2 separate regions of the Homo sapiens genome follow, and region 2 is linked to region 1. Evidence: chromatin loops called from intact Hi-C (ENCODE). Cell type or tissue: adrenal gland. All regions are shown on one strand. Each heading gives the region's core, and the rest is flanking DNA. Links, peaks and the distances in the headings are about the cores only.

What was found. Hi-C counts contacts between places; a loop is a spot of excess contacts. Peaks named below come from ENCODE experiments on the same cell type or tissue, not always from the same donor. Only the 100,000 strongest peaks of a DNase experiment are listed, where the experiment ranks them.
Region 2: a loop joins it to region 1, with 2.4 times the contacts of the local background. A loop is called at or near these places in 50 of 110 quality-filtered maps.

The regions. Positions count from the first base shown.
Region 1 is chr7:136,004,474-136,015,170 of GRCh38, reverse strand. It overlaps a transcript of LOC105375523 not described here. Among named protein-coding and RNA genes, the nearest start is that of MTPN, 32 kb to the right of the region's middle. In adrenal gland, for the core only: a CTCF peak has its summit at 5,492 (motif pointing right); no DNase peak of the experiment used is centred there.
Region 2 is chr7:135,680,060-135,690,756 of GRCh38, reverse strand. It overlaps SLC13A4 (solute carrier family 13 member 4), which reads left to right. Exons shown (of 16, transcript NM_001318192.2): 14 at 5,074-5,235; 15 at 6,496-6,633; 16 at 9,057-9,526. The coding sequence ends at 9,194. LOC105375521 (a long non-coding RNA gene) reads right to left here and starts at 3,746. Exons shown (of 5, transcript XR_928021.3): 1 at 3,435-3,746; 2 at 1,729-1,853. In adrenal gland, for the core only: no CTCF peak of the experiment used is centred there; a DNase peak (open chromatin) is centred at 5,226; H3K27ac peaks cover 2,131 bases.

The DNA.
Region 1 (10,697 bases), core at 1,766-9,765:
CAGATGTAAGTAGGGAACTCACCATGATAAAATAGAAACTCTACCTGCTATTTAAGTGTTCATTCATTTACACAAAAATAGACCACACATTAGGCAACAAAGAAAATCTCAATTAATTCCAAAAGGTTAAAAACCATACATGTAAAATTCTCTAATCACAGTGTGATAAGTCTGGAAATGGATAACAAAAACAGAACAAAAACCCACATCATCTAGAAGTGTTTAAATTCTCTCTTAGGTGAACAAGAAGTCAAAGCAAATATTTCAACTAGGTAGGCAGAAAATAGTGATAACGAAAACAGATGATTAAAGCAGCATTGAGAGGAAAACTCATTAACTATAAATAATTGTTAAACAAAAGGTAAAAATAATTCAATCTAAGGAAATTAGAAAGCGCTACACATTAAAACTTAGATAATAACAGAAGGAATTAATGAAGATAATAGCAAAATAATGAATTAGAAACGAGAAATGATAGAATCAATACACATACTGAAGAACTAGTTATTTGAACATAAAAGTTAAACTACCTAATCAAAAAAAGTGAGGAGAAGAAAAAGCACAAATATATAAAATTGGATATTGGGAAAACAACCCCCAAATAACCACAAATAGAGTAAATTAAGAGAATTATAGAATACTATCCAGGTTTGGTGTCACATGCCTATAAGCCCAGCTACTCAGGAGGCTGAGATTGGGAGGACTGCTTGAGCCTGGGTGACAGGAATGAGACCCCGTCTCAAAAAAAAAAAAAAAAAAAAAAGGAATACTTTATTCCACTTCATGAATACAGGCTATTAGGCTGTAATATATGCAATCATCATTTTTATGGGTCAAGTAGAGTCACATATTGACAATTTCATATGGCTCAACCGACTATCTAAAAATTTAGATCAAATGGATGATAAGAATATGGCAAAATATAATTAAAACTTATCTACATGTATCTCCAAAAGTAAGTTAAACATTTGCTATGCTAAACAGTGAAATGTTATGAGTATTTCCATTTAAATCAGAAAGGAACAAAATCATTATGTTCACTAGCTTCACTGGTAAGAATTTCCTGTAAGTGCTAGCCAATCCAATTCATAATAATAGTTAACATTTATTGAATCCTGACACCAGGAATGATTGTAAATTTTTTATACATATTATCTCATTTTATGCCCCCCAATAACCCTATCCCCAGTTTGCTGACAGGGAAACTAAAATGCAGAGTGGTTAAGTAACTTCCCTGGGGTCAGAAAGAGAAAAAGTGGCAGAGTTAGGACCTGAATCTAGACTTACTGCAGGTTCATGATCTTAAATATAACTCTATTGTCTTCTACTATGTTCACAGCGTAAAGAAACAGGTGATGAAAATTGGAAAGGCAGAGACAAAATTGCATAAGATTTTACATTTGAAAAACACAAAATCAATCAAAAGCTATTCTAAGCTATTAGAATAAGAATATTCAGTAAAGTGACAAGTTACATTAATATCTGAAAGTCAATAGATTTTCTATATGCAAAAATTAGATGGATAGTGCATCATTTCTGTGTATCATTTAAATACATATTATATATTCTAAAAACCATCTTTTAAATAAACCTATATATTTACAGTAGCAAGAGAAAGATTTAAATATCTAGAATAAATTTAACTAAAAGTCGGCAGACCTTTACTGAAAAACAAAAAAAGGTATATCTCTGCTGAGATTTATAAAAGAAGACTTAAATAGAAAAACCTACCCTATTCATGGATAAAAAGCTTAAAGATGTCAATTCCATTTAATCTATAAATTTAGTGAGACCAAAAAAATTACTGAAAGCTTTTTAATCTTGTGAAATTGCAATTTTTTCTTTTGTATGATTTCATTGGTGAATCCTTTCAGAACAAAATTAAATAATAATGGTGAGAGTTGTTATCATCGTCTCACTTTTGACTTTCAGTTGAGGCACTTTTCACCATTAGTAATTATGCTTGCGTTTGATGATACCCACACCCATACAGTAATTTTTTAGTTACATTAAATAAACTCAACACTTCCTCGTTCTTATTTTACTGAACACGCTTGGGTCCCCTTCCACACTATGGAAGCTTTGCTCTTTCGCTCTTTGCAATGAATTTTGCTGCTGCTCACTCTTTGGGTCCACACTGCCTTTATGAGCTGTAACACTCACCTTGATGGTCTGCAGCTTCACTCCTGAAGCCAGCGAGACCACGAACCCACCAGGAGGAACGAACAACTCCAGACGCGCCACCTTAAGAGCTGTAACACTCACTGCGAAGGTCTGCAGCTTCACTCCTGAAGCCAGCAAGACCACGAACCCACAAGAAGGAAGAAACTCCGAACATATCCGAACATCAGAAGGAACAAACTCCGGACACCAACGCCTTTAAGAACTGTAACACTCACCGTGAGGGTCCGCGGCTTCATTCTTGAAGTCAGTGAGACCAAGAACCCCCCAATTCCGGACAAATATAAGAGTTAAGAAGAGAAACGCTTTGTTTCCTGTTAAAGATTTTGGGAAACTAACTGGGAAACCTAGCAAAAGCCTCCATAATCACATTAGTTTATTTCCTTTAGAAAAATCAGGTATATTTTTAAAGGATGCATGCATTTCCAGTATATACAATAATCCGTTTACAGTGGCTGATTACGGGGGTGGAGGAGGTAAGTAGTAAAACTGGGATTGGAGGCTGGGCGCAGTGATTCATGCCTGTAATCCCAATACTGTGGGAGGCCAAGGCAGGCGGATCACTTCAGATCAGGCATTCCAGACCAGCCTGGCCAACATGGTGAAACCCATATCTACTAAAAATACAAAAATTGCTGATCATGAGGTCAGGAGATCAAGACCGTCCCAGCTAACACGGTGAAACCCCTTCTCTACTAAACATACAAAAAGTTAGCCGGGCATGGTGGCAGGCGCCTGTAGTCCCAGCTACTTGGGAGGCTGAGACAAGAGAATTGTGTGAACCCACCAGGCGGAGCTTGCAGTGAGCCAAGACCACACCACTGCACTCCAGCCTGGGCAACAGAGAGAGATTCTGTCTCAAAAAATAAATGAAATGAAATAAAATAAAATAAAATACAAAAATTAGCAGGGCATGGGTGCGCATGCCTGTAATCCCAGCTATTCTAGAGGCTGAGTCAGGAGAATCCCTTGAACCTGGGAGGAGGAGGTTGGAGTGAGCCGAGATAGCACCACTGCACTCCAGCCTGGGCAACAGAGCAGGACTACGTCTCTAAATAAATAAATAAAAATGGGATTGGTGACGGTATCAATTTTCTATTGCTGCTATAATAAATTACCACAAATTTATTTGCTTACAGTTCTGGAGGCCAGAGATCCAAAACAAGTGCAAATCATGGTGTTAAATCATGGGCTATGTTCTTTTTGGAGGGTCTAAAGGAAAATTCGTTCTTTGTCGTTTCCTGCTTCTAGATGCCACCAGCAACCCCTGGCTCGTGTTCACCTTCCATCTTCAAAGACGGCAATCGCCTCACTTCTGCTTTTGTCAGCCCATCTTTTATTTAAAAGGACCCTGTGATTACACCTGAGGTTAGTCAGATAATCCAGAATAACCTCCCCATCTCAAAATTCTTAATTTAATCACACCTGCAAAGTCTCTTTTGCCAGATAAGGTAAGATATTCTCTTGTTCCAAGGATTAGGGAGTGGACGTCTTTGGGGCTCAGGGGAGAGTGATTATTCTGCCTACCACAGTGATGAAGGGGAAAAGAATAATATACAGCAAGAAAAGAATGCATTAAGAACCAGAGATAATAGCATGCCTCACCTGAAGTTAAAAATTCCATGTTTCCCCAGAGTGCCGACCAGCAATTCTCAGCATTGGCTGCACCCTGGAGTCACCTGAGAAGCTTTAAAACAGCCCACTATCCAGCCAACTCCCTGGACCAATTAAGTCAGAATCTCTGACTAGGCAGCATCAAGACTTTTTAATGCTTCTCAGGTGATTTCAATATGCAGTCAAGTTTGAAAAGCCCTGGAGTATCCACTTAGTGCTTGCTGAAGGCCTCTGCCTGTGGGTTTTTTTTATTCAAGAGGAAGTGCTCCTAGTTGGTGATGGGGCCTGCAGCTCTCCTGGTTGTCTGACTCCTACTTTGGATGTTTTCAACCCAATACTGCTTCCTCCACTCCATAGGAAAAGTCATTCTACCATTCATTCCCTCCAAGCTCTTCCTTCTCCTTGGTCACACCCATGTCTCCAGGCCATCAGGATCCAGCACACCATCTTACTGAATTCTCACCCCTATCTCATGATGTACACTGCTGCCTAAGACCCTTCTACCACCTTCCCAAACCTGCTTCCAAAGGGTAGTAGCAGTGTTCTGGTTTTCCGGAAAGTCCATTCTCACCTCCTCGACCCTGTCTCCCTTTTGCCCCTCCAGCATCCAGGATACCCAAAACAGGACAGAAGTAAGAAACATACAGATGCCTGCAGACCCCGAGGTAGAAATGAGGACAAGGAATGGAAGACAGAAGACAGGTGCAGAGGGAGCTATAAAAATTGAGCAGTCAGTTACAGACTGAGTGTGTTTGTGTGCATCTGTTAAACTACATGGGTGAAAAGTGGAAATCATTTTCATTATTGAAGAACTCCTAGAAAAGCTAACATTTTGTCCCAACTCTGTAACAAATACTACCAAGTAATTTTCATGAACTACTGATTACTTACCAAATTATTAAGCAGCACAAAGATAATTTTTCTGTCACATGAATGTGTGTGTGTGTGTGTGTGTGTGTATCAATAAACATCAGATTGGCAGGGTACAGTGGCTCACACCTGTAATCCCAGCACTGTGGGACGCCTAGACAGGTGGATCACTTGAGGTCAGGAGTTCAAGACCAGCCTGGCCAACGTGGTGAAACCCTGTCTCTACTAAAAATATAAAAATTAGCTGGGCATGGTGGTGTGTGCCTGTGGTCCCAGCTACTCAGGATGCTGAGGCAGGAGAATCACTGGAACCTGGGAGGTGGAGGTTGCAGTTGACCAAGATTGTGCCACTGCACTCCAGCCTCAGCCACAGAGCAAAAAAAAAAAAAAAAAAAAAAAAAATCAGATTAACTTGTCAGTTTCATTTGAGGTGATGCTTACTGTTGCTTATATTGTTCATATTACATATTCACAATTTGGTACTCAGGCTATAGTCATCTACTAACAACTTACAGAACTAATAGGGAACGTTAATTTAACATATCCATAATAATTTATAATACCAATGTCCAAATGCAGGGTAAGTTATAGGCTTTTAATATCATTCAGAATTTTCAGAGCGTGAGGTTCAGTTTTAAAGTCTGTTGTTTGATTTCCAATATATCCAATTAGTGCCAACTGAGTCCTTTCCTAGTCAGTGATTCTTCACAGAGCTTTTTACAAGATTTTATCCAATAAGGCATGACCTGGTCTAGAAACTAGAGTGATTAATTGAAATATTTTCAGTAAACTGCATGTTGCTATTCATAATGTAATATTCATTCTTCCAGCAGGGGGCTCTCTCACCATTAGAAGTACAGAAGGGGAAAGTTTAGGAAAATTATTTGTTCCTTCATTCATTTACTCGTTCAACAAAATGAGTTCTCACTAATCGCCAGACTTTGTGATATTTTCTAGGAATATAGTAGTGAAGGCTTTGTTCTCATGGAACTTAGAATCTGGTATTTCATTTTTGGCCACCTCCACTATAAATGATCTTTTTTTTTAAGTAAAAGTTGTTGTTCCTAGAACATTCATTTGGGGAGGGGGTGATTTTGGTTGCTGAGAAGGTAAGTGCTTTCGAAAAGGCTTTGAGTACACATTACTTTTGACTCTATTCTCCTTTGTGCTCTGAGAAGTGTACTCCTTCCTACAACTAGAAGAGAAATTGTCTCTGTTCCCTGGATAGCCCCTTCTCAGCTCCAGCCAATGCTGGGTTCCAAAAAGCAGTGACTAATCGAGGGGTAGAAGCTTACTGGACCAACAATTTCAAATTTCTAGACTTAGAATCTATTATTCTAAGAGTGATGAGGGAATTAAAAACAATATGCAAGACGCAGGGACTAAAAACATCATCAAATACAATGGTGGTTCAAGAAGCAATTTAAGAAAAATCAAAATTTTTCGGATCACATGTTTGTTTTCCTTCCAAATGAAAATAACATCATTGTGTCTTATGGGGGAAAAGAAGTCTTAAAACTTAGATCATCCACTTTAATAAACTTTAAAATGTGAATGAAAATGTTGTTTAATAAACCACTAAAACATCGACACCTGGGCACATTCAAGAGGTAAAGCATGATGGCAGCTTCCAGTCTTTCTTCTCTACATTTCAGGTTCGATGCAACTCAAAGGCCAGAGGATGTATGTTATTGATCTAGTGCCCAGCCATTCCATTTTGCAGATTGGACATCTAGAGCCCAGAGGGGATGCAGGACTTGTCCATGTCACACAGTAAGTTCTCAAAACATTTTATATTTTAGGCTCAGTTTTTAAAGATTGTGAAATCATAGCATCTTAGAGTTAAAGTGAATCTTGGGAAGTCAACCAATCCAATCTTCTGCCCAAAGTGAAAGTCACTTCAGTAGCTGAAGGATGAAAGGATGTCATCCAATGCAGTGACAGAGAGCTGACTGCCTTCCACTCCTCAAAGGGACCCATTTCTTTCATAAGAAAATCTCAGCATTATGAAAGTCTTACATCAGGCCCAAAGATAACTTCTCATTGTTTCTAGTTTCGTTGTCTGGATTTATATAAAAAGCTGCACTGTAATTATTTAAGAATAACCATCATAAATGCTGTTCTCTTTTCTAAGTAAAACATCCTCATTTTTTCAGCCATTTTCTAAATGCTATAGTTTCTCTTGACATCCTTAACTACATTTCATCCAGCTCTTAAAATTTGATGCGAAATGTGGTGTTACTACAGATAAATCTGACAAGCATTGAGTGCAGTGGGATGTACAAAGATACAAAGAATGTTCATTCCTCAGAAAACATATTCTACCTAGGGATGAGAAAATAAAGAGTACCCCTGAGCAACTAAAAGACAAACTGTCTCTCATGCCATTTCAACTCATTAAAGACTTTTTCAGTTTAGCCGGTTCTTGAATCTAAACAATAAGTATATATAAAACACACAAACTGAAAAAAAAAAAGACATTTCATCCATATGATAACAATACAAATCAACCCAGAAATTCCAAATGCCACCATCTTCCCACCCCAAGTTCCAGGTACTGGGCTCGGGATTAACTGGGTCCAGATGGATCAATAAATACTTAGAAGTTCAGTGTTCTCTTAAAAATTCGCCCTTGTCATCAAGCATATGTGCTCCGTCTCTAGAGAAATAACAATAAGGGATCTTTGGGTTCAAACGATAGGCCTACCTAGAAATCCACAAGGAGTCAACAATGAATATTGCTTCGATTAATAAACACTATTTGGATGTGTTTATGCAAATCAATGAGTGAAAAATACCCATTGCAATAATTTCCAAACAATGTCCAGTTCCTAAAATTAGTTTTAGCTAGTTAACCATGGTAAAAACTAATCTATTGTCCTCAATCCTGCTGAAACTCTTTATGACACTTCAAGCAGCTCAGTACTCTCTCAAAATAGCCCCAGATTGGAGGCCAGAATGTCAAGATGGGCAGATGCTCAGAGTTTAACATGAGCCTCTAACAACCTATGTGGATCATGCATCCTTTCAGGCAGAAACCAGCCACAGGCTCACCTACTGTCAGTGTATCAGGAGAGAGTTTCACAGGCATACAGGGACCATATTCACTGGGTCAAAATTAGCTAACTTATGGGAACAATGTAATAATATGTTTGAATTAGTACCCTCAGAAAATTTAAAAGTCAGGTTTTAACACGTATGCCAATTTAAACTTGGGCATGTTAAGTTTACTAAGATCCTTAAGGCATAAGTCATTAAAATATTGCATGCATACTCAATTTACTGTCTTTGAAGGCATGGGACATAAAGATGATAGTTCATTGTATACCTAGTGCAATCTACTGAGTGTCTTACATAAACTATTTTATTTTGTGTTTGTAACAAATCTTTTCACATAGGTACTTTACTGATCTGCATTCTTCAGATGAAGAAACTGAGTTTTAGAGAAGTGAATTCACTCACCCAAGGCCACTTAGCTAAGAAGAGATGGCAGAACTGGGATTTGATTCCGGGTCTGCCTCTACAGTTTCTGCTGAACACCACTCTTTACAGAGTGTGCCTCTCACTAAGGAAGAGAGGATCTGGATGATGCTCTGTGTCTTCTACCTGGAAAGAATAAAAACTATCTGGGGTGGAAAGGACTCTTTTCCACTTTTGACAATTCCCTTAAACACCAAACCAAATATAAATACCCACTTTCTTAACATTTATTTTTGAAAATCCTAAAATCTCCTTAAAATCAATATTGAGATCCAAATCCATTAGTTTTCCTGCACAGTGGTGGTTTCATGCAATGAAATTTTACAGAGCTGAAGTCAAAAAACTTCAACCTCACCAGATACTACTGTGCATATGTTATTCTCTGAAACTCTACTCCCTCAACTCTGGGATAAAAATAATATTACCAACTCCCTGAAGCTGTTCTACATATTAAATAAGAATAATATATGTTGTATTAGTCCATTTTTATGCTGCTGATAAAGACATACCCAAGACTGGGTAATTTATAAAGAAAAAGAGGTTTAGTGGACTCACAGTTCCACGAGGGAGGTCTCACAATCATGGCGGCGGGTGGAAGGCATGTCTTACATGGTGGCAGGCAAGAGGGAAATGAGAGAGCATGTGCAGGAAACTCCTCTTTATAAAACCATCAGATCTAGTGAGACCTATTCACTATCAGGAGAACAGCACAAGAAAGACCCCCCCTCATGACTCAATTACCTCCCATGGGGTCCTTCCCACAACACATGGGAATTATGGGAGCCACAATTCAAGATGAGATTTGGGTGAGGACACAGCCAAACCATATCAGATGTGAAAAATATTTTACAAAATTCTCTACAAATATTGTTATTATTATTACCTTTCTATTTCTTTCTTTTTTTTTTTGAGACGGAGTCTTGCTCTGTCGCCCAGGCTGGAGTGCAGTGGCACGATCTCAGCTCACTGCAAGCTCCGCCTCCTGGGTTCACCCGCCATTCTCCTGCTTCAGCCTCCCGAGTAGCTGGGACTACAGGCGCCTGCCACCACGCCTGGCTAATTTTTTTTTATTTTTTTTTATTTTTAGTAGAGACGGGGTTTCATCGTGTTAGCCAGGATGGTCTCGATCTCCTGACCTTGTGATCCACCTGCCTCGGCCTCCCAAAGTGTACCTTTCTATTTATTTCTATAATTTTGTACTTTAGTCATAAAATGTAACAATCTAGAATATTTTCATATTTCTACCTTTATCATGGCTAGGCAATAACAAGGTTTCAATAGAGCAAAAGAATTTCCAAATGTTAATTTTCATAGTTTGCCAAACATACAATAAAAAAATGCTTAAACTATATTGCTCCTGCCATTTTATTTTGCTTGTTTTAACAAGTACAGAGAATATTACATTTAGCTAAGAATGATTTCAGATTAACTTCTCTTACATAAAGCAATCAACTTTTATAATATATATGTGGCAGGTAATAAGCACATAAATGTAATTGCTTTTTAAGAAATATTTGTTTTCAGTGTGGGTTTCAGAGTAAGGTGGAAGACTAAATTATATTATTTTAAATGGCCTCAGTCAGCTAAAACTCTCAGTATCAGTAATAGATTGGGAAATGGAAGCATAGTCATAGAAAAAGGAAAATGAATTTTTAAAAGCATTACACCTCAAACTCGATCATTCTTTCCTATAATGAACACAACAGTCTAGTATTGCAATAAAATTAACAATCACATTTCATAGTATTTCTATATATAGTTACACGTACTCTGTTATTATAACATTTTATTTTATTTTATTTTATTTTATTGTTTTTTGAGATGGAGTCTCACTCTGTCACCCAGGCTGGAGTGCAGTGCTGCAATCTTGGCTCACTGCAACCTCCACCTCCCAGGCTCAAGCAATTCTCCTGCTTCAGCCTCCTTGGTAGCTGGGACTACAGGTGTGCACCACCACATCTGGCTAATTTTTTGCATTTTTAGTAGAGACAGGGTTTTGCCATGTTGGCCAGGCTGGTCTCGAACTCCTGGCTTCAAGTGATTCACCTGCCTTGGCTTCCCAAAGTGCTGGAATTACAGGCGTGAGCCACCATGCCTGGCCAGTTATTATAACATTTAAAAATAGATTTTATTCCAAAGTTTTCTTTTTTATAACCAAGAAACAAAGTACATATGTGTTCATTCTGATGCTAACTTAAAACTGAATTTCTCTCATTCCGTACCTTTTTAACTTTATGTCTGAAGAAAAAAAAACCTGCGTGTTTAGGAAATGCTATTCCATTTACTCCTGCAAAGCCCTTCCCAGCTCTACATGTCTGACTTACAATTGAGGGGGCCTCCATTTCCATTTCCTCTGCCTTTACACTGGTACTAAGTTCTAATCTTGGAATTTCCTTACTCCAAAGTCAGCTGTTATTTGCTGTGTCCCCCTCCCGCCAGTCTCTATTCTGTCCTGCTGCATTTCAGCTGGTTACCTTATGCATCCAATTCTCTGCGGGCCAACGGTTCCCTTTATAGATCTTATAAAAGACAAGACAGACAGGATATTAGCA
Region 2 (10,697 bases), core at 1,355-9,354, 320 kb after region 1:
AGCAGGATGGATGTCCTCTGCTGCCCTAAGCTTCTCAGCGCTACTAGGAACAGAGGAACAGATGGGCTGTGCCACACAGTCATGACACATGGGCATTGATAGTTCATCTATGGGGCCCATGCTGCTACAAGCAAAAGGTTTATTGGAGTTTGCAGCCATCTCCTTCTGGGATTTGACAGTGGCAATAGGAGATGGTAACAGGAGATAGACATAGGTAATAGGTAATAGGAGTGGTAATAGGCGATCTCTGTAAGGGACCAGAGATGCTCCAAGTGACACATGGTGAACTGTCTGTCCACAATACATAGACTGAGCCCCTTTGGAAAATCTAGGCTAAAGCTGATGTAAATGCTTCTTGATTTTCTGACTGGGAGGATTTTGGATGAGATCTTTTAAGTGGGGTGGGGATGTGAGGGGATGATTGAATTTCCTAAAGTGTTAGCCCTCCATAAAATAGAAAACAATCTTAAGAATGAATTAGGTTAAGGTTCAGACTATTTCTCCCTCCATCTCATCTACATGCATTATCCCATGCTAAACTTGGTTCTCTTTTTTTTTTTTTTTTTTTTTTTTTTTGAGACAGAGTCTCACTCTGTCACCTAGGCTGGAGTGCAGTGGCGCCATCTCTGCTCACTGCAACCCCTGCCTCCCAGGTTCAAGCAATTCTCATGCCTCAGCCTCCCAAATAGCTGGGATCACAAGCACACGCCACCACACCCAGCTTAATTTTTGTATTTTTAGTAGAGATGGAGTTTCACCATGTTGGCCAGGCTGGTCTTGAACTCCTGGCCTCAAGTGATCCACCCACCTTGGCCTCCCAAAGTACTGGGATTACAGGCATGAGCCACTGTGCCCGGCTTGGTTCACTTTTCATGGCCCAAAATACTATCTGCATTATTAATAATAAGGTCACAGAATACTCCACTAAGGAGAACCTTAGAAAACAATGAGTCCTATCTCCTGCCCATGGTGAGATTCCCCTCCATGGCACTTCTGGCTTGGACACTTCCAGTGACAAGGTACTCCCTGGGCAGGGAACAAAGAATAATTGTTCCTTATTTTCAGCTCAGGTCTTCTGCATGTTGTCTGTCCACTGTTGGCTCTAGCTCTGTTCTCTGGGACCCTCTCCTAGATAATAATTATTAACATGAAAAAATCAAGTAGTAGTGACCCATACCATCTGGTCTCTCTCCTCAGGACTCACTACACTTGGCCTTATTCAAACATAGTCTATGGGGTGGTCAGTCTACTGCCAAGTAGAGTAGTTATATTACCCAAGCCCCATCTCTCACCTCTGATTCAAGCAGCACCCTGCATTTTTATGGAAGCTTTTATAAAGCATCCTTGGCACTCATGTCAACAATTATATTAAAACTGCAGTCAATTAGAACCCTTCATTCTTTTTAACTGTTCATCATTACTGGACCTTCACCCCATCCTATATATATGCCATCAATATTTCTCATTCCAAGTTCGGGATATTTATATTTATCTTTATTGAATTTCAGTTGTTAGTTTTGGCCTCTGACAAGATTGGCCTGGCAAGATTTTATTTTTTTTTTTAACCAAAATTGGGCTGGGCACAGTGGCTCATGTCTGTAATCCCAGCACTTTGGGAGGCCATGGCGGGAGGATTGCTTGAGTCCAGGAGTTTGAGACTAGCCTGGGCAACATAGTAAGATCCTATCTCTACAAAAACAAAAGTTAGCCCAGTGTGGTGGTGCGTACCTGTAGTCCCAGCTACTCAGGAGGTTGAAGTGAGAGGATCGCTTGAGCCCAGGAGTTCAAAGCTGCAGTGAGCCAAGATCCCACCATTGCACTCCAGCCTGGGAGACAGAGGGAGACCCTATCCCCTGCCACCAAAACAAAAAACAAGAACAAAAACAAAAAAAAAACAATAAAAACAAAATTGTGCACATATTAGAGATAGTACAGTTATTTCTGTAAAGCCTACTGCCTCTACTAATTTTAATAATAATTTAGGTAGCATATATGTGATTCCTACAGAGTTTGAAATAATTTCAGTTTTGACATTAGTGAAGAAAATCCATTGTAAAATGTTTTCATACCAAGAGTTTAAAGAATTAAGACTTCCTTTGATTGTGTTTTTGTCTAACTTTGAAGTCTAATTTATTTCAAATCATAGTATAAAATAGTTCTGCTGGAAAAATAATTGCCAATAAATTATTTCACTTTACTAGGCCGGGCATGGTGACTCACGCCTGTAATCCCAGCACTTAAGGAGGGTGAGGCAGGAGGATCACTTGAGGCCAGGAGTTTGAGGCTAGCCTGGCCAACATGGTGAAACGTTGTCTCTACTAAAAATACAAAAATTAGTTAGGCGTGGTGGCGGACACTTTTAATCCCAGCTACTTGGGAGGCTGAGGCAGGAGAATCACTTGAACCCAGGAGGAGGAGGTTGCAGTGAGCCGAGATCGTGCCACTGCATTCCAGCCTGGGTGACAAAAGCAAAACTCCAGGGACTGGGCACAGTGGATCATGCCTGTAATCCCAGCACTTGGGGAGGCCAAGGTGGGTGGATCACCTGAGATCAGGAGTTTGAGACCAGCCTGGCCAACATGGTGAAACCTCGTCTCTACTAAAAATACAAAAATTAGCCGGGTGTGGTGGCACGCGCCTGTAATCCCAGCTACTTGGGAGGCTGAGGCCAGAGAATTGCTTGAACCTGGGAGGCAGAGGTTGTGGTGAGCCGAGATCGCACCACTGCACTCCAGCCTGGGCGACAGAGTGAGACTTCCTCTCAAAAAAAAAAAAAAATTTAGCCGGGGATGGTGGCACATGCCTGTAATCCCAGCTACCCAAGAGGCTGAGGCATGAGAATCATTTGGACCCGGGAGGCAGAGGTTGCAGTGAGCTGAGATGGTGCCACTGCACTCCAGCTTGGGTGACAGAGCACAACTCTGTCTCAAAAAGAAAAAAAAAATTATTTCACTTTACTTACCAGTACTATTTGGATAACGTTAAGTAAAACTCCATCTCTTTATATAATGTACCATTTCCATTCAACTAACTGCTGTTCCTCCCCTGCCTCTGTCCAATGAGCAAGGTTTAATGTGTTACCAGAGGGAACAATTAAAGAGTTCCTGGAGGCCTTGGGGCTCTGAAACAAGCATTAATTGATGCAGTCTGCACATATTGGGTTTGTAAGCTCTCAGTGAGTTGAGAGGAAAAAAAGGAAGAAAAGTTCTACAAGGTGAAGTGGCTACAACAGAGAGAATTCTGAAGGCCTTTGGTCCTCAGTTGTCTATGAGCTTGCCAGGAGGTGGCCAGGGTACTGTAGAGATGAAATGAGCTTTTGATGAATTTGGAAGAGAGGAGAAAAAGTAACATGCTGGCAGTGTAGGGAAGGCGGTATTTAATAGTAAAACATGTGTAGCAGGACTTAAGAGCTTGAGGAATCATAAATGTCTCACCTTCCTTTCTGTCCCTGCTCTCCATATTGTCATTGCATTCGCAGTTTCTAGGGTACCATGGGAAAAGGCAGAGCCTGTCACCATAGAAGAGAGAGAGGAAGGGAGGCAGGATGCATATGGCAACCTGGAGTTTTTAATACAAAACTCAATGATACCTTTCATTTTTTAGGAGAGGGAGGTAGCCCTCCCTATTTGCAGGTGAACATCTTCCAACCAAATGAATCATTCCAAGTGGGAATATTTATTCATTTATTTTTTATTTTTTTGAGACAGAGTCTCACTCTGTCACCCAGGCTGGAGTGCAATGGCACAATCTCGGTTCACTGCAACCTCTGCCTCCCGGGTTCAAGCAATTCTCCTGCCTCTGCCTCCTGAATAGCTGGGATTACAGGCGCGTGCCACCACACCTAGCTAATTTTTGTATTTTTAGTAAAGGTGGGCTTTCACCACATTGGCCAGGCTGGTCTCAAACTCCTGACTTCAAGTGACCTACCTTCCTCAGCCTCCTAAAGTGCTGGTATTACAGGTGTGAGCTACCTCACCCAGCCAGAATGTTCATTTATTTAAGTGGATGTGTGTAACTGTTGCTAGTGGAATAAATTCAGGACGGTCAATATGCCTTCATATCTGTGTCTTCAAAAAGCACTGGCAGGCCAGGTGCGGTGGCTCACACCTATAATCCCAGCACTTTGGGAGACCAACGTGGGAGAATCGCTTAAGCCCAGGTCTGTTTGAGACAGGCCTGGGCAACATGGAAAGACTCTGTCTCTACAAATAAAAAGAGCAGGGCGTGATGGTATGTGCCTGTGGTCCCAGCTACTTGGAAGGCTGAGGTGGGAGGATTGCTTGAACCCAGGAGGTTGAGACTGCAGTGAGCTGTGATCATGCTGCTGCACTCATCCTGGACCCTGGGCAATAGAGCAAGACCCTCCTCTTAATTAAAAAAAAATTCCTGACAGATAGTAGAACTAATGTCAGCCATGATGAGATTTGAACCTAAAACAGGTTGGGGCTGAATGACCAGCCTCTATGGCACTTAAGAGGCACCTTCTCCACTAAGTGGAAATAGACTTTTATCCCCCTCTACTTTATTACTCCTGTAAAACCTCCAGTGCTCAGCCCTGCCTGTTCATCTCCTTAAAAACACAGGAAAGGCTACTATCCACAGATGTTGATAAATTTTTCCCTTTTTTAGGTAACAAAATAAACTGGTTTCAAAAGCAGATTAAATGGCTATACTTGGCACTCTGTGAAGGGCATTGTCGAATCAATGCACAGGGTAAGGATGTCAGAGGCTAGAGAAAGGGTAACGAGACTGAAGTTGAGGAGCAAAGATCTCCAACCTCTGACAAGTTGTCATGGCAAAGTCCTAAGAAGGATCATGGCAATTAGGGTGGCTCTCCATGTCCCATGACGAAACCCAAACACTGAATGTTGTGCAATCATAAAAACCAATTTTCTGAACTACAAAAATGATCGAACCATAAAAATCAGGAACACCTCTGGTTCCAGTCAGACTAAAGATCAGAGGATCCCTGGTCGTCCAGCCTTCCAACATCCCTGACCTTCTGAAGTCTAAGATCTCTAGCTGGGATGTGCTTCTTCTCCTTTCTTCTTACTGTAACACCTCTTCCTACAGAGCTCTGGCCTCTCTACATGGATTGGGAACCAGATGTTGTCCCTGAGCAGCCTCCCACCGTGGGCTGTCACCCTGCTGGCATGCATCCTCGTGTCCATTGTCACTGAGTTTGTGAGCAACCCAGCAACCATCACCATCTTCCTGCCCATCCTGTGCAGCCTGGTGAGTAATGCGGAGCTCCCAGACATCCAGACAGGCTGTCCCAGGGGCCTGGAGTGGCAGGCCTGGCTCAGGGCAGCTTCCGTAGCTGTAGGCTCTCCTCTGGTTACTGCCCACAGCCTTCACTAATTGGTGTTCAATTCCTATTTTGAAAAATGAAGTTTTTCAAATAGCAACTAGTAAATAAAAAGATACACTAATAAATCATAGCAAGAGTTCTAGAAACCTTTGTCCAAAAGAGTAGGATTAGTTTAGGGGCAGCCCTGAGTGGAAACCAAAGAACATACAAAATAATATTCAAACCCTATCATTTCAATTCCCCGCAATCATTATCAACCTTTCTCTCCTGAGATAAAACCTGAGTAGGGCCAAAGAGGTAGCCACAGAAAATGGAGGTAAAACACACACAGCTGAAAAGACTGAGCTCACAACTCAGACAATCATCACAGCCTCCACTGAGTTTCACTGTCCTCCGGGAAGTTCTGAGGATTGGGAGCAAGGTCAGCTTTGCTCCACAACCTCAGACCAATTTGTTGTGAATAGAATAAGGGAGGGGAGCAACGGCCAGATCTTAGCCTGGCCAAGCAGCCGGAAAGGTGATGCATCTGACCCAATGCTTCATCTGTCCCATTCTGGGAGGCAGAATCCAGGAAATGAAGGCCCCTCCTGACCCCAGCAACATAGTCTCCTACTGCTCTTTCTAACCCCAGAGCCATACTCTCTGCTCATTGCTCAGATGACCCCAACTTCTCCCTTCCGTCATCTTGCTCCTGCGAGCAACAGAGTGCAGTTAAAACTTGGCAACATTGAGAGCAGGACCATGGATTCAAATCCCATATAAAACAATTATCTTCCCTAGGAAAAAAAAAAAAAAAAAACCACCTTAGTTCTGTACCCTAAGACTGAGGAATCCCCACTTCAATCAAAGCAACCTATTCATGAGATTTGAGTTTAAGGAAAGGAAGTCTCAGCTAAAGAATAAAGTTTAGGAACCAATTCCTTAGAATAACACCAAAAAAATCAAACATCCCTTCTAGGGAGTAACTCAAAGCCATATTTCCATGTGGAGCAAGTAAGCAGCATCAGCCTATTCAGGTTGTCAAGGGACTGCATGCCCCAGAGGGCAGAGACCTAACTACCCCTCCACATAGTGTCCTGCTAAGGTTAGCCAGCACCAAGTCATCATTAAAGCATGCTCCTGACATTAAGCACAGGAAATGCAAGCCTAATCTCGTGAATGTTTCTGTGAATTCTCTCTTCTAGTCTGAAACGCTGCACATTAACCCCCTCTACACCCTGATCCCAGTCACCATGTGCATCTCCTTTGCAGTGATGCTGCCTGTGGGCAATCCCCCTAATGCCATCGTCTTCAGCTATGGGCACTGCCAGATCAAAGATATGGTGAGTTGGGGTGCCCTCTCCCTGCCAGGCCCAGCTGCCATGAGGACAGGGATGACAGCTCTGCAGCCTTCTTTCAAAGCTTATTTTGTAGCAGTGTCCCTGGCCTGTCAATGCTAAACCCAGTGTGGTAGCAAGAATAGCACCTATAAAAAGGTTTTTGTTGGTCTATAAGCACCAAGGATAGCAAGAATGTGCTCTCCCCAACCCTTCCCTGGAAGGAAGTGGGTACCTAGGTAGAGAAAGCTGGAACAGACAGGCTGTGGCCCAGTTCCAGAAGGCATGAGCCTGTGCAAACAAGTTTTGCCTTCGTTTCTTCATTAGGCCAGTGGAGACATTCATTGAGAAAGCTACTGGTTTATTCACAGAAGATGAGAATGAGGAAGTGTATGAACCTAGGGTGAAAGGTATTTTGAGAAAACAGGATTCTTCTGCTCAACTCACCCTCCACCCCGGCCCAGGCAAGAAACCCCTGAAGCAACAATGGAAAATGAAGCGTCCACCATTCATTTTCATTTTCAGCTGGGCTCACAAAAGATGGCTTTGAGATATTTTGCTGCTGACTTTAGCACTGGGCCTATCTACCTTCTACTCCTCTACCTATACACCTGCTGCTATACTTAGTATCCAGGGCTGAGCGGGGGGGGAGAGGATGGAAAACACTGATACGAATTACTGATGGTCTGACAATTTTTTTTCATGGGAGCCAAATTTGTTCTCGGGCAGCCCTGTAAAGTAACAAATAGAGGAAAGGAAGAAAAAGTTTCAGGCTGGTGGCAGATATTCAGGTCCTTTTTTATCCTTTTTTTTTTTTTTTTTTTTTTTTTTTTGAGACAGAATCTCACTCTCACCCAGGCTGGAGTTCAGTGGTGCGATCTCGGCTCACTGCAACCTCTGCCTCCCAGGTTCAAGTGATTCTCATGCCTCAACCTCCAGAGTACCTTGGACTACAGGTGTGCGCCTCCATGCCCAGCTAATTTTTGTATTTTTAGTAGAGATGGGGTTTCACCATGTTGGTCAGGCTGGTCTTGAACTACTGGCTTCAGATGATCTGCCTGCCTTGGCCTCCCAAAGTGCTGGCATTACAGGTGTGAGTCACTGCTCTCAGCCTATTCAGGTCCTTTCGACTGTTCGAACTGCTCATCTAAGTCATCCGTGATACTTCCTTGAATGGAGTGTCCCAGCCATCCCTCTCCCCTCCCATCTTACTGCGTAACCCTCAGTCTGCTCACGCTGAGCTCTACCCCAGCTCTCCTGTCTCCCGCTTCCTCTGCTGTGTGCCCCCACCACTGACCCCTAGCTTTCTACACTGGAATCAAATGATCAGAGGCAGTAATTTTCAAAGGTACCAGGTGACAAGAAGTGAGCCAGTCTTGGGCACTATTCCCAGCTTGGGCACTACCTTGACTTCAATTTCCTCATCTGCTAAATGATGAGGTTCCAGCTGGATGCTCCATGGGGTCCCTTTCAACTCTAACACTCCTTAATTTAGCCCTGCTAGAACCTGCCCTCTCACCTGTGGGGAAACATGGGCTGTCCTCCATGCCAAAATGCCCAGGGGGCCCCGACCAGACGGCAGGAGAGAGAGGACACGTCTAGCCATTTGCTTGAAACAATTTCCCAGCATCCACTTTCCCCTTGCAATTTTCCCAACTTAATGCCAGCTAGTGACTTGTCTTGGCTACATGCTATATGCCTGGTTACTCCTTGGGAAGATGCCAGCTATCCTTACAGGACACATTTTTCCATCTGGCTCTGCCAGCCCACCATCTCTCACATCCCCCACTTCAGCCTGTGGGTGTCAATGTCAAGGCAGAAGTGAAAAGGGTCAGTCACTGAGGTGTAATTCCCTCAGAGGAAAGAAGCAAAGGCTCCATTCCAGCTAGCATGCCTGTGTCCCCTTCTTGAGGAAGAGCTGAGCAGAGGCAGCTAAACCGTTTCCCCAAGTGAACTCAAGGTACACTATTTCCATGAGCTGTTCCTTAAAAAAAGGTAACAGTAGCAAAGGCTTCATGTAATATAGCCCCTCGTACAAGTTCCCTGTATTAACGCATCGGGGCTCTGAGAAGTTCCTGCTTTACAGAGATCTGGTTAGTTTTGTTTAGCACATTTCCCTATCAGTGAGCTGCAGAAATACCTCTTCACGTTCCACAGAGTGGGTGTTCCAAGTAACTAACATACCTTCTAGGCTTCCACTTGAAATCTAGTGAGAGTGCTGTAAGCATGAAGTGGAGATGACTCTAATTGTCCCTTTCCCGCCTTTCCACAGTCCTGTGCACCCTACAAGGCAATGCTAGAGCACCCCAGGCAGCAACTGGGAACTAATCTGGGCCACAAGGCATAGGCTGCAGGAACAGAAGGGGGACTTGGGGATCTGTGCTGCTGCTGGTCAGAGTGACTAGGGTGTGCTGGTTTGTGTCCTGCAGGTGAAAGCTGGCCTGGGAGTCAACGTTATTGGACTGGTGATAGTAATGGTGGCCATCAACACCTGGGGAGTTAGCCTCTTCCACCTGGACACTTACCCAGCATGGGCGAGGGTCAGCAACATCACTGATCAAGCCTAACGCCAAGTGTACAAACTGGCCCAACCACAGGAGCTGCCAGTATCCAGCAGTATCTGGACCACAGGCAAAGAAAACCACTAGGACCACCAGGAGCACACAACCCCAGACCCACGCCGGAGGGCATCCCTCCACCAGAAGATTCCGCCACCTCAAGTGAACTGCAGGAATCCTCCAACAACCACAAACACATGCTTCGCTGTTAGTGTCTTCTTCCTGCCCTCAGCACCACAGCTCAAGAAAACCTAAAGTTTCAATACAAGCCATAGGCTCACAGAAAAAGAAAAAGAAAATAAAAATTAAATTAAAAAAAAAGAAGACAAAGAAAACCTAAAGTTGTATCTAGTCTTTGTAATCCATTCATTCTGAAGACAGGAAAAGAAAGCCTGTCTTAGTCACCCTTCGGAGGCTAAGCCTTGCAAACTCACTAGGTTTTATGTTATTCTTAATACCTTCTTAGGAGTAGAAAGATACCCAAGTCATCCTACCAAGGCAGAGTGAAACCAGTGACATCTTTTTTGTGGGAAACCTCACCCAGACCTCGAAACCTAATGTCAGCTCCTTTCTCTCTCTCTCTTTTTTTTTTTTTTTTTTTTTGAGATGGAGTCTCGTTCTGTTGCCCAGGCTGGAGTGCAGTGACACGATCTCAGCTCACTGCAACCTCCACTCCCAGGTTCAAGCGATTCTACTGTCTCAACCTCCTGAGTAGCTGGGACTACAGGCATGTGCCACAACGCCCAGCTGGTTTTCTGTATTTTTAGTAGAGATGGGGTTTCACCATGTTGGCCAGGCTGGTCTCCAACTCCTGACCTCAGGTGATCCACCTGCCTCAGCCTCCCAAAGTGCTGGGATTACAGGTGTGAGCCACCACGCCCGGCCATCAGCTCCTTTCTCTTAAGTGCTTCTATCCTAAGTTCTCTCCACAAGAAGGCATTCTTAGTAGGTCTTCCTCATGGCAATTAGTACTCTTTCATCACCACTTTCATTCCCTTTTAAGCATCTCTCCTCAATGGCTCCCCTTTACCTTGGCACCAAATTCCCATATAGTGTTCCCTTTCAGAAAGAGGCTGGTGTTGTTCTATTAGTCAAAGGAAAGGGAAGTCGGCCGGGCGCGGTGGCTCACGCCTATAATCCCAGCACTTTGGGAGGCTGAGGCAAGCGGACCATGAGGTCAGGAGTTCGAGGCCAGCCTGACCAACAGGGTTTTAGTAGAGTGAAACCCCGACTCTACTAAAAATACAAAAATTAGCCGGGCGTGGTGGTGCACGCCTGTAATCCCAGCTACTCAGGAGGCTGAGGCAGAAGAATCGCTTGAACCCAGGAGGCAGAGGTTGCAGTGAGCTGAGATCGCACCACTGCACTCCAGCCTGGGCGACAGAGCGAGGCTCCGTCTCAAAAGGAAAGGGAAGTCAAGAAAGAAGATACATTGAGATTAACATCTCTCTCTCCACCTGTCACTAACCAGAAATACTATTGCCTTGGTTAAGTTTTGGGAGGGAGGGAAAA